Linked DNA regions of Homo sapiens: regions 1 and 2 are each linked to region 3. A link is a contact called in ENCODE Hi-C or POLR2A ChIA-PET data. All regions are on one chromosome and are shown on one strand. Each heading gives the region's core, a stretch centred on a gene start or an enhancer-like site at or near the end of the contact. The rest is flanking DNA. Distances are from core to core; before and after follow the strand shown.

Region 1 (2,700 bases), core at 2-2,501, 670 kb after region 3:
AATCATGCTTTAGGAGGGGAGATTAGACATGTAGTAATAATACTGTGTTTGGCATATCTCGGGTCCCCAATAAATAGTTGTTAAACGAATGAACATAAAAGTATCTCAAAATAATCGCCCTTATTTCAGAGACCCAGAGAGACTGAAAGGCTCCCTGAAGTAGTGGTTTCCCATAACACAGAACTCATTTCATGTTGGGTCGATCATTTCCGAGCTTCGTAACTAAGTGACTCTGGGCAGGCTGCCTAATCTGAAAAAGGGGATAATGCCTTTCACTTCAGTGTTGTTATGGGGTTGATAATGTATGTGAAGTTCTCCCCACAGAAGGCGCTCAATAAAAAGCAGCAACTATTATAAAATTTTATTAGTAGATACTCACTAGCCATTGATCTAGTGTTTTTTGTTTGTTTGTTTGTTTTACAATTAACTGGGCTCCAGTTATGTAAAACACCTCTTGCAAACGCATTTAAGGACTCGTCGAGACTGAGAGATCACTGCTTTTATCTGGTCGGGAGACACCAGCAATCTTAATTTGGAACGGTTTGATAGAGCGGAGTGCGATGAGGCGGTCCAAGGTTCCTAAGCAACATAGACCTGAGGGGCTTGTCTCCAATGTCCTTTCACCTGTCTTTCAAGTCCCTCTGCTGACCGCACAAAGACTCCCGTGGCCCCGGCAGCAGCTCGGCCTTCTCTACATCTAACCACGTTTACTAAATTTCTACGGCACGCAGCGCACCGCACCAGGAGCTGGGAGCGGCTCGCGGTACAGACCTCCTTCCTCTTTTACTTCGCTGCAGCGGGAGAACTAAGTCCTCTTACCTGAGGCACTGCTGAACTGGTTCGCAAGCAGTCACTCTACCCCCAAGACTAAAACGGTATACCCCAGATCACCACGCAAGTGCGGATACCACAGAAATCCCACCTTCCCCCGGGACCGGGAGCAAAGCCCGCTGGGAAATTGACCTTTCACCCCCTCTCTTGCCTTACCTCAGCTCACCAATTTTGACGCTAGCAAATGAAGCGACGAAGAGAGCTGGAAGGCGGGACTTAGTGTTGCCTGATCCACGCCGATTGGACAACAGCAGTGTCGGGGGACGGGCCGCTCGAGCGGGCTAGCAACCCCCCCTCGATGGGCGGGGAGAAGCGTGGGCTGCGCTTGCGCACTGAGAGGCGGCCGAAGGGGCCGAGGCGGCTACGCGTGCGCGGTGGGCGGAGCGCGGCTCTCCTACCTTCTCGGGCAGCCCAGTCTTTGCCATCCTTGCCCAGCCGGTGTGGTGCTTGTGTGTCACAGCCTTGTAGCCGGGAGTCGCTGCCGAGTGGGCGCTCAGTTTTCGGGTCGTCATGGCTGGCTACGAATACGTGAGCCCGGAGCAGCTGGCTGGCTTTGATAAGTACAAGGTACCGCGGGCCGGCGGATGCCCCTCTCCCTGCTCCCGGCCTCGCCCAGGCGGCTGAGGGGCCCGCGCGGCGCGGTCCGTGTCACCTTGTGCCGCGTGGCTCCGGGCGGGCTGGCGGGCGTTCCTCCGGAGGTCCTGCGGGTCCTGGGGATTGGGGGTCGGGGAGCGTGGGAGCATCCTAAGCCCGCCGCCCGTAGTCGGCACCCCCCGGGAGATTTCCTTTTCCTTAGGAGAGCGCTCAGTGATCATGGAGCGAGGGAATTCCCTTCCTATTTTTTTTAAACTTATTATTTTCGTAAGCCCCCGAAAGGATGGAGTTCCTTCTGTTGTGTCAATCGCCTTCATTTTAGTGAAGTTTCCACTCGCCTGTCATGCATACAACTTCGGAGGAGGAGATGATCGTTTGGCAGATGAGGCCCGGGAGGGGAGCGACTTGCCGATGCCATCCTGCTGATGTCTCCACTTCTGCTCCCGGCAGGGACTTCCTAAGCGGCAGCTTGTGGCGCTAGGGCCACCAGATGAAAGGGAGGTGCACAGGAAGGAGCTGTGGAGTGGAAAGAGCGCGGGCTTTCGAGCACATACAAACCTGATTACAAAAGTCAGATTTCTTTATTTCGTCTTGGGCACGTCATTTTAACCCCGCTCAGCCTCTCTTTTGTGTATGAAACTGAAAGTAATAGCTTCTGCTGTGCAAAATGATTAGAGGAATTTGTGAAGCGCTTGGCAACATACTAGGACCCCAGTAAATAAATGCGGGTGGTTAACTTTCCTCCAAATCTGGTTCCCATCCGCAGTTCCTTTACCAATGAATGACTCTAACCATCCAGTCGACCAAGCCTGAAATATGGGCTTTAACCCTTCATCCTTGTTGTTACCCGTTCATCTTCACATCTTAGCTTAAATATTGCTTCCTCAAAGAAGCCCTCCCTACGTGCCCCTTTCCCCCTTAAATGTGCGCTCTGTTCGTTTATGGAATTGCTGCTTTAGCGTGTCTCGCCATTAGAATATAATGCCCAACTCATTAGAGTTTTCTTGTGGACCATCATGGCTTAAGCACAGTGCTATGTGCATACTAGGCACCCAGTAAGCATTTGTGGAATGAATGAATAACTGAAAAAGTCATAATGGATTTTGTTTAACTCGAGTTAAAAAAAAAAAAAGCAAGGGTCCTTAGAAGGTCACATAGCATGTTTCTCTGCTTTCAAGCCGTATTGTGCCATACCATTCTGAACCGAGGTGATGACTTGTCTTAACATTTTAAGTGGAAAGAGGGTCCAGAGCCTTCTTGGTAACTCGGGCCAGT
Region 2 (2,700 bases), core at 130-2,629, 750 kb before region 3:
CCGAGTTCCGGACCGAGATTTCATGGGTCCGGCCCACCCCGCGGTCAGGGTCGGAGGGCAGGCTGACGGAGTACTCGGCTGAGTACTCGGCCGAGTATTCGGGCTCGGAGAAGCCCTGGTTCCTCGGCATACTGGCTGGTGTCTGCTACTGGCCCTAGAGAAGTGGACTGGGAACGGAGGAAGAGCTCTGGACTGGGCCTCCTCTCAGGGCTCTCTGAGACCGGGGGAGGGCTGAGGGCCTCTTCTTGTCTGGGGCGGAGGGGAGGCCACCTCCAGCAGGAACGCAGAGCGGGTTTCCAGAGCACAGGTAGCACTGATCAGCTAGAACTGAAAAGGGCATTGCTGAGTAGAAGCACCTCTTCCCTCCTACCTTGCGGTTTCCCCATGACCCGCCCTAACCCTCATAAAAGGATCTCTGCTGCAAGAGCCTCCCAACCCAGGGCCTTCCCTGCCACCCCCGGCTCACACCACCGCCCACCGCAGGCACACTTAGTCCTGTCCACGCCAGACACTCAATTTCCTGTCCCTGGCTTGTGGAAGGGCCTAGCCGCCTTTCCATCCCTGGTAACCGGTTTCTCTCTGTCATCTCTTCTTTCTCAGTCCCCGACTTCCTCACCTAAATTCCCTCCAGGCCCAGTCCTTAGAAGCTGTAAATAAAATGTGCCGGAAAGAAATCAGGACCATCGTGGGGGATTCCTGAGCCTTCCTTCTGTTTACTTCCTTTTTCCACCAAACCCTTGGAGGCTCGGGCTCCGATCCGGCCCCCTTCCCACGCTCGGGGCGCTGTCTTCCCCCCCGGAAGCCTGGCCCTGCCCCTGCGTTTACCTGTGCGGGAACTCGGCCACCGCGTGCTCCGGGACGGTCCCCGCGCGGGCTGGGGCGGGAGAGCTCGGCGCGCCCGAGGGCTGCTCCCCGCAGAGCCGCGCCGCCCCGGCAGCGCCTCGGGGCCCGGCCGGAGCGCGATCTCCCGCCGTCAGGCCCGGGATCCGACCGGGAGAGGCGCAGGGCTGCCCCTCAGCATCCGCGGGCGCCCGGCCGCAGGGGGAAGGAGGAGGCGGCGACGAGGGCTGGGAGATCCGTGGGCGCCGGCCCAGCGCGCCCGCCCTGGGGCTGAGGCTCAGGGGCAGGGGCCGTGCGGGGGCCGGCAGGCGCGGGCGGCGGCGAGCGCGGCTCTCCGGACCCCTCCCCTGCACCCGCGGCGGCGGCGGCTGCTAGGGGCGCGCGCGGGGCCCTCCCCGGCGGGAGCGCGGGCCGAGCCCGGGGAAGCCCGCCAGCATCCTCTCGCCCGCCCGCGCCGAGCCGAGCCAGCCGAGTCCGGGCTCGGCGTGCTGCACAGCTATTCCCCGCGCGGCGCCGGCGGCTCCGGGGCCACGCGCGCTCCAGGCCCCGGGAGGCGGGAGGCGGGAGGCGGGAGGCGGGCGGGGCGGCCCCTCCCTCGCCCCAGTCTCCGCCCTCTCGGCGGCGCGTTCCGGAGTGGGGCGGCGAGGGAGGCGCCGGGCGGCGGTCCCAGGACCCGCGCGGGCGAGAGGTGGAGGGGCCCGGGCGGCCCCCGATCCGGCGCGGGCGGCGGGCTGGGGCGATGGCTGCGTGGAAGCGCGGGCGCGGGCGCGGGCGTGGGCGGTGGGCGGTGGGCGGCAGGGCTGGGGCGAATCCACCCCTTCCAGCGAGGAGGCCCGGTCTAGGAGGATGGAAGCCCGGGACGCGCCCGCCCGCAGGTGAGGCGCGCTCGGGGCACCCCGCCGCCCCCTCCTCCGCCGCGGCTTCCTTCCGGGCCGGCAGAGGCCAGGGCTCAGGTTTGGGGACCGCTCCGCCGCGGGGCACGTGGGGCCTAAGTATCCCCGCCCACCCCGGGAGCCCAGACTCCGGAGCGCCGGGCCTGAGCTTTCCGCAGAGGGGCTCGGCAGCGGAGCCCTGTCCTGCTCCCAGGAGGCGGGTGGCGGTGGCCCGGTGGGCACTACACACGTGGAACTGGAAGAGTTCCTGAGACCCTGCTTCGAAGAGATTTCCCGTGCACATTCTACCCGTTTGAGATGTGTTTGAGTTCACAAACTGTCCCTTAAAGATGCGAATGCTCCTTTGAATAGTTAAACCTATCAGTCTCTTACACCATAGTATAAATTATTTTCCTTGCATTTGACAGAACACCGTGCTAAGATCAACTACAGGCTTTGGGAATTTAAATAAAGGAAGAGGAAAGAGATAGAATGTTTTGGGACAAAAGGGACAAAAGCATGTGTGGGAAGGTAAGTGCTGAGGACAGCCAGCAGCAATAGGGGGTCATCTCCCCTGGGGAGAGCTGAAGGAATGAACAGAGGGGAGAGAAACTTGGCTATCCAGACCCTGGATGGAGCTGCCACCCCATGCCCCTGAGAGTTATCCGCGGGCACCCCTTCCAGAACCTCAGGCATCACCTTGCATCCCTCGGGGAATGGATCCATTAGAGAATCGATCCTGCCACTGCTGTTTCTACCGTTCCCTCACACTCTGTCTGAAAAGGCGCCACCTTCAGCCCATACTTCGCAGGGCTTTGATTCCAAAGGTAGGGGACCTAACATCAGATATAGGAGTTTGGTAATTTAAATAAAGCAAAACTTTGCCCCATTGTTTTATTTTATTTCTATTTTTTATTTTTTCGAGACTGAGTCTCACTCTGTCACCCAGGCTGGAGTGCAGTGTTGTGATCTCAGCTCACTGCAACCT
Region 3 (2,700 bases), core at 123-2,622:
AAAAAAAAAAAAAAAAAAAAAAAAAAAAAAGAGGCAGAGAGAGAGAACTTGTGGAACAGGAGAAATCCAGCAACCTTCCCTAACACTAGAGTGACTGACACTGCTCCATGGCAAATGTGGCCAAACCTTGCTTGTCCATTCATTCATGCAATAGACACTTATGGCTCAACCGCTGTGAGCCAGGCAACATTCTGAAGATTTAGCAGTCAATAGTCATGGAGCTTATTTCTAGATGGGAAGGAAGGAAACTTCCTTTCTTTCCAAACGTCTTTTTTCCCCATCTAAGAGCCCCCTTTAAATGTTACCCGTAGGAGCCTTCAAAACTCTCCCAAATTTCTCCCATAGGCTTCTTTTGACCTTTCTGCTTTATCCCCAAAACCACGCAATTTATGGCTCCAATTTCCCAATACTGGGAAAAGACAAAAGAGACCGAAAGTAAATAGGGCATGCGACATAAAATTCGACGCTCCTTTGTATTTCATGTGCATATCTTCACAGCCACACTGTCAGCACCTCAATAACATGACGGTGTTCCATACTATTTCGTGGCCCCAGTGCTGACTACGGGTCTCTACCTACGGTAGCTGGAAGGTCTTCCTAATCCCAAGGCCTGGCACAGGAATTTAAGGGCAAGTATTCGTCACCGGCATCCTCGTCTCGGGACACTTCTTTCCTGTCCAGGGTGACCTCCTGGACAGGTTCGCTATTAGGCGCCTCGGGAAACAGTGATTTGGGGTGATCTGAAATAAATACCCTTCCCTCTGCCAGGGCCTGCCCGCCTCACCTGCCCTCTGCCAGGACCTGCCTCACTCGCCCCTTCAGCACCTAACGCAGAGCCGCCTCCAGGCGAGCCGGGCTCGGGCAGCATCAGCCCGGCGCCGGGCCCCCGCTCGCGCCCGTGCCCCGGCGCGTTCCGGACCCCGATACCCCTCCCGGCCCGGGATCCGCCGCATCCCCTCTGCCTGTCCCTCCGGGGCTAGCCGCGCCGTCCCACCTCGCAGCCGCGCGCGGTGCAGCGGCCCCGGCTCCCCGCGCCCTCCCCGACTCCTGCAGCGCCGCACCCGCAGGCTCCCGGGTCCCCAGTCCCGGCGCAGCGCGAGCTGCCGTCCCGCACCTCGCGGGCGCGAGGCTCCAGCCCAGCTCGTCTCCCCACAGCCCCGGCGGCGGCCGCAGACCCCCACCTTGCTCACTTCCCCGCCGGAGCAGGGGTCGTCGGGAAGGTCTCCTGCGGCCTCACTCCTCCGCACGCTCCGGCCCAGCCCCCTCGGCTGAGGCAGCGGCAGCGCCTACTCAGGCCCCGGAGCCACCCCCGCGGCGAACGTTCGCAGCGCCCGGCTCGCGCCGCTTCTCCGCCCGGCACGCGCAGCGCCCGCCCCCGGCGCGAGGGCGCGAGGGCGGAGGGCGGAGGGCGGATGGGCGGGCGCGCGCCCAGCGCGAGCGCGCGGCCGGGGGCGTGGCTTCCGCGCGCGGGGAGGGGGCGGGAGCGGCCGAGCAACCCCCCTCCACCCCGCCCCCGCGGCCGCGCCCCGCCCACCGGTCGCCGGCGGGTTCCGGGCAGGCGGGAAGCTGGCTCCATCCAGGCTTCTCCCGCTCGCTGGCGTCGGGCCGGGTGTCTTTCCATCCGCAGGTATCCGTCGGCGGGGTGCCCGGCCCGACGTGACTACCCGACAAAGAATGCAAAGAGCCACCCCGTGAATCATTCTCCGCGCCTGGGTCACAAGCCTGTGCCCGAGTGACCCCCGTGAACTCCGCAAGCTAGCCCAGCCGCGGCGTGCGCCCCGCGCTGCACCAGGTGCCTGTGGGCGCACGATCACGGTCACGGCGCCTGGGCTCGAGGCGCCCCAAACTTAGCGGGGAAAACAGCCATGTACACAACCAAGTCCGATGACCCGTGCAGAGCCAAGCCACGGTGCGATGCTGGCACAGAAGCTAGAGACGACTTCTGCTTGGACGCCGCAGAGGGCTAGAGGCGGCATTTATGGTCAACCTCGAAGGAAGAAAAAGAAGTCCTAGGAGGAAAAAGGGAGGACATTAGGGCTGGGAAAACAGTTTGGGCAAAGGAGCCGGGGCAGCCAGGTTTACCATCTCAGCACCAGCTTTTTTGTGTTTTACTGTTATCCATCTTTTATAGAATTCTTTCCAAACTGTGAAATACAGGAGATGGTGCCAAATTAGAATATAGCAAGGACTTTTTGAATGGTTCAAATGGTCATTCTCAACGTTACTTAAGACTCAAAACAGCAACGTCCTTTGGGGGCTATTGGTCAATGATGAAGGCTGTAAGCTCCAGAGCTAAGCGACCCCAGGCCTGCATGCTGGGAGTATGGTTTTCACTGCTTTTTGGCACCTTACGGTAAGGCAGATCGTGCCACCTCCTGCTGCTGCCTGCCTGCCTGCCTGCCTGCCTTTAGAACACCCTCTTCCTCCTCCTCTCCTCTTTTTATTTTTAAACTCCTATGGTGAAGGAAATGCTGATAACCAACTTTGTTAAATGGGAACAAATAGGTTCCTCAAAAGATGAGCATTTTCTGGCCTGCCGCGGAGGCTCACGCCTGTAATCCCAGCACTTTGGGAGGCTGAGGCAGACGGATCACTTGAGGTCAGGGGTTCGAGACCAGCCTGGCCAACATGGCGAAACTCTGTCTCTACTAAAAATACAAAAATTAGCCGGGCGTGGTGGTGTACGCCGTAATCCCAGCT

Evidence for each region. Hi-C counts contacts between places; a loop is a spot of excess contacts on that map. ChIA-PET counts read pairs that join two places held with the same protein, here RNA polymerase II (POLR2A). Pooled maps may share reads with other maps.
Region 1: a map of CD4-positive, alpha-beta T cell shows a loop between it and region 3 (2.8-fold over the local background). The contact joins the promoter of SELENOI here to the promoter of DTNB in region 3. A Hi-C loop is called at or near these places in 3 of 168 maps with a recorded cell type or tissue (CD4-positive, alpha-beta T cell and naive thymus-derived CD4-positive, alpha-beta T cell) and 7 of 50 pooled maps. POLR2A ChIA-PET finds 5 or more read pairs at or near these places in 3 of 52 experiments (B cell, T-cell and activated CD8-positive, alpha-beta memory T cell).
Region 2: a pooled map shows a loop between it and region 3 (11-fold over the local background). The contact joins the promoter of ADCY3 here to the promoter of DTNB in region 3. A Hi-C loop is called at or near these places in 7 of 50 pooled maps. POLR2A ChIA-PET finds 5 or more read pairs at or near these places in 2 of 52 experiments (Panc1 and WTC11).

The regions. Positions count from the first base shown.
Region 1 is chr2:26,344,892-26,347,591 of GRCh38, forward strand. It overlaps SELENOI (selenoprotein I), which reads left to right and starts at 1,252. Exons shown (of 10, transcript NM_033505.4): 1 at 1,252-1,398. The coding sequence starts at 1,342. It overlaps ADGRF3 (adhesion G protein-coupled receptor F3), which reads right to left and starts at 1,898. Exons shown (of 14, transcript NM_001321971.2): 1 at 1,230-1,898. The coding sequence starts at 1,343. RefSeq lists enhancers at 717-856, 1,177-1,944, 2,057-2,156 and silencers at 1,067-1,296, 1,347-1,406, 1,467-1,516.
Region 2 is chr2:24,918,858-24,921,557 of GRCh38, forward strand. It overlaps ADCY3 (adenylate cyclase 3), which reads right to left and starts at 1,380. Exons shown (of 22, transcript NM_004036.5): 1 at 826-1,380; 2 at 1-327. The coding sequence starts at 130. LOC124907742 (a long non-coding RNA gene) reads left to right here and starts at 1,487. Exons shown (of 2, transcript XR_007086246.1): 1 at 1,487-1,715; 2 at 2,141-2,601. RefSeq lists silencers at 765-1,494, 1,525-1,584, 1,625-1,834, 1,845-1,934.
Region 3 is chr2:25,672,205-25,674,904 of GRCh38, forward strand. DTNB (dystrobrevin beta) reads right to left here and starts at 1,373. Exons shown (of 21, transcript NM_021907.5): 1 at 1,182-1,373. RefSeq lists silencers at 822-1,751, 1,116-1,410.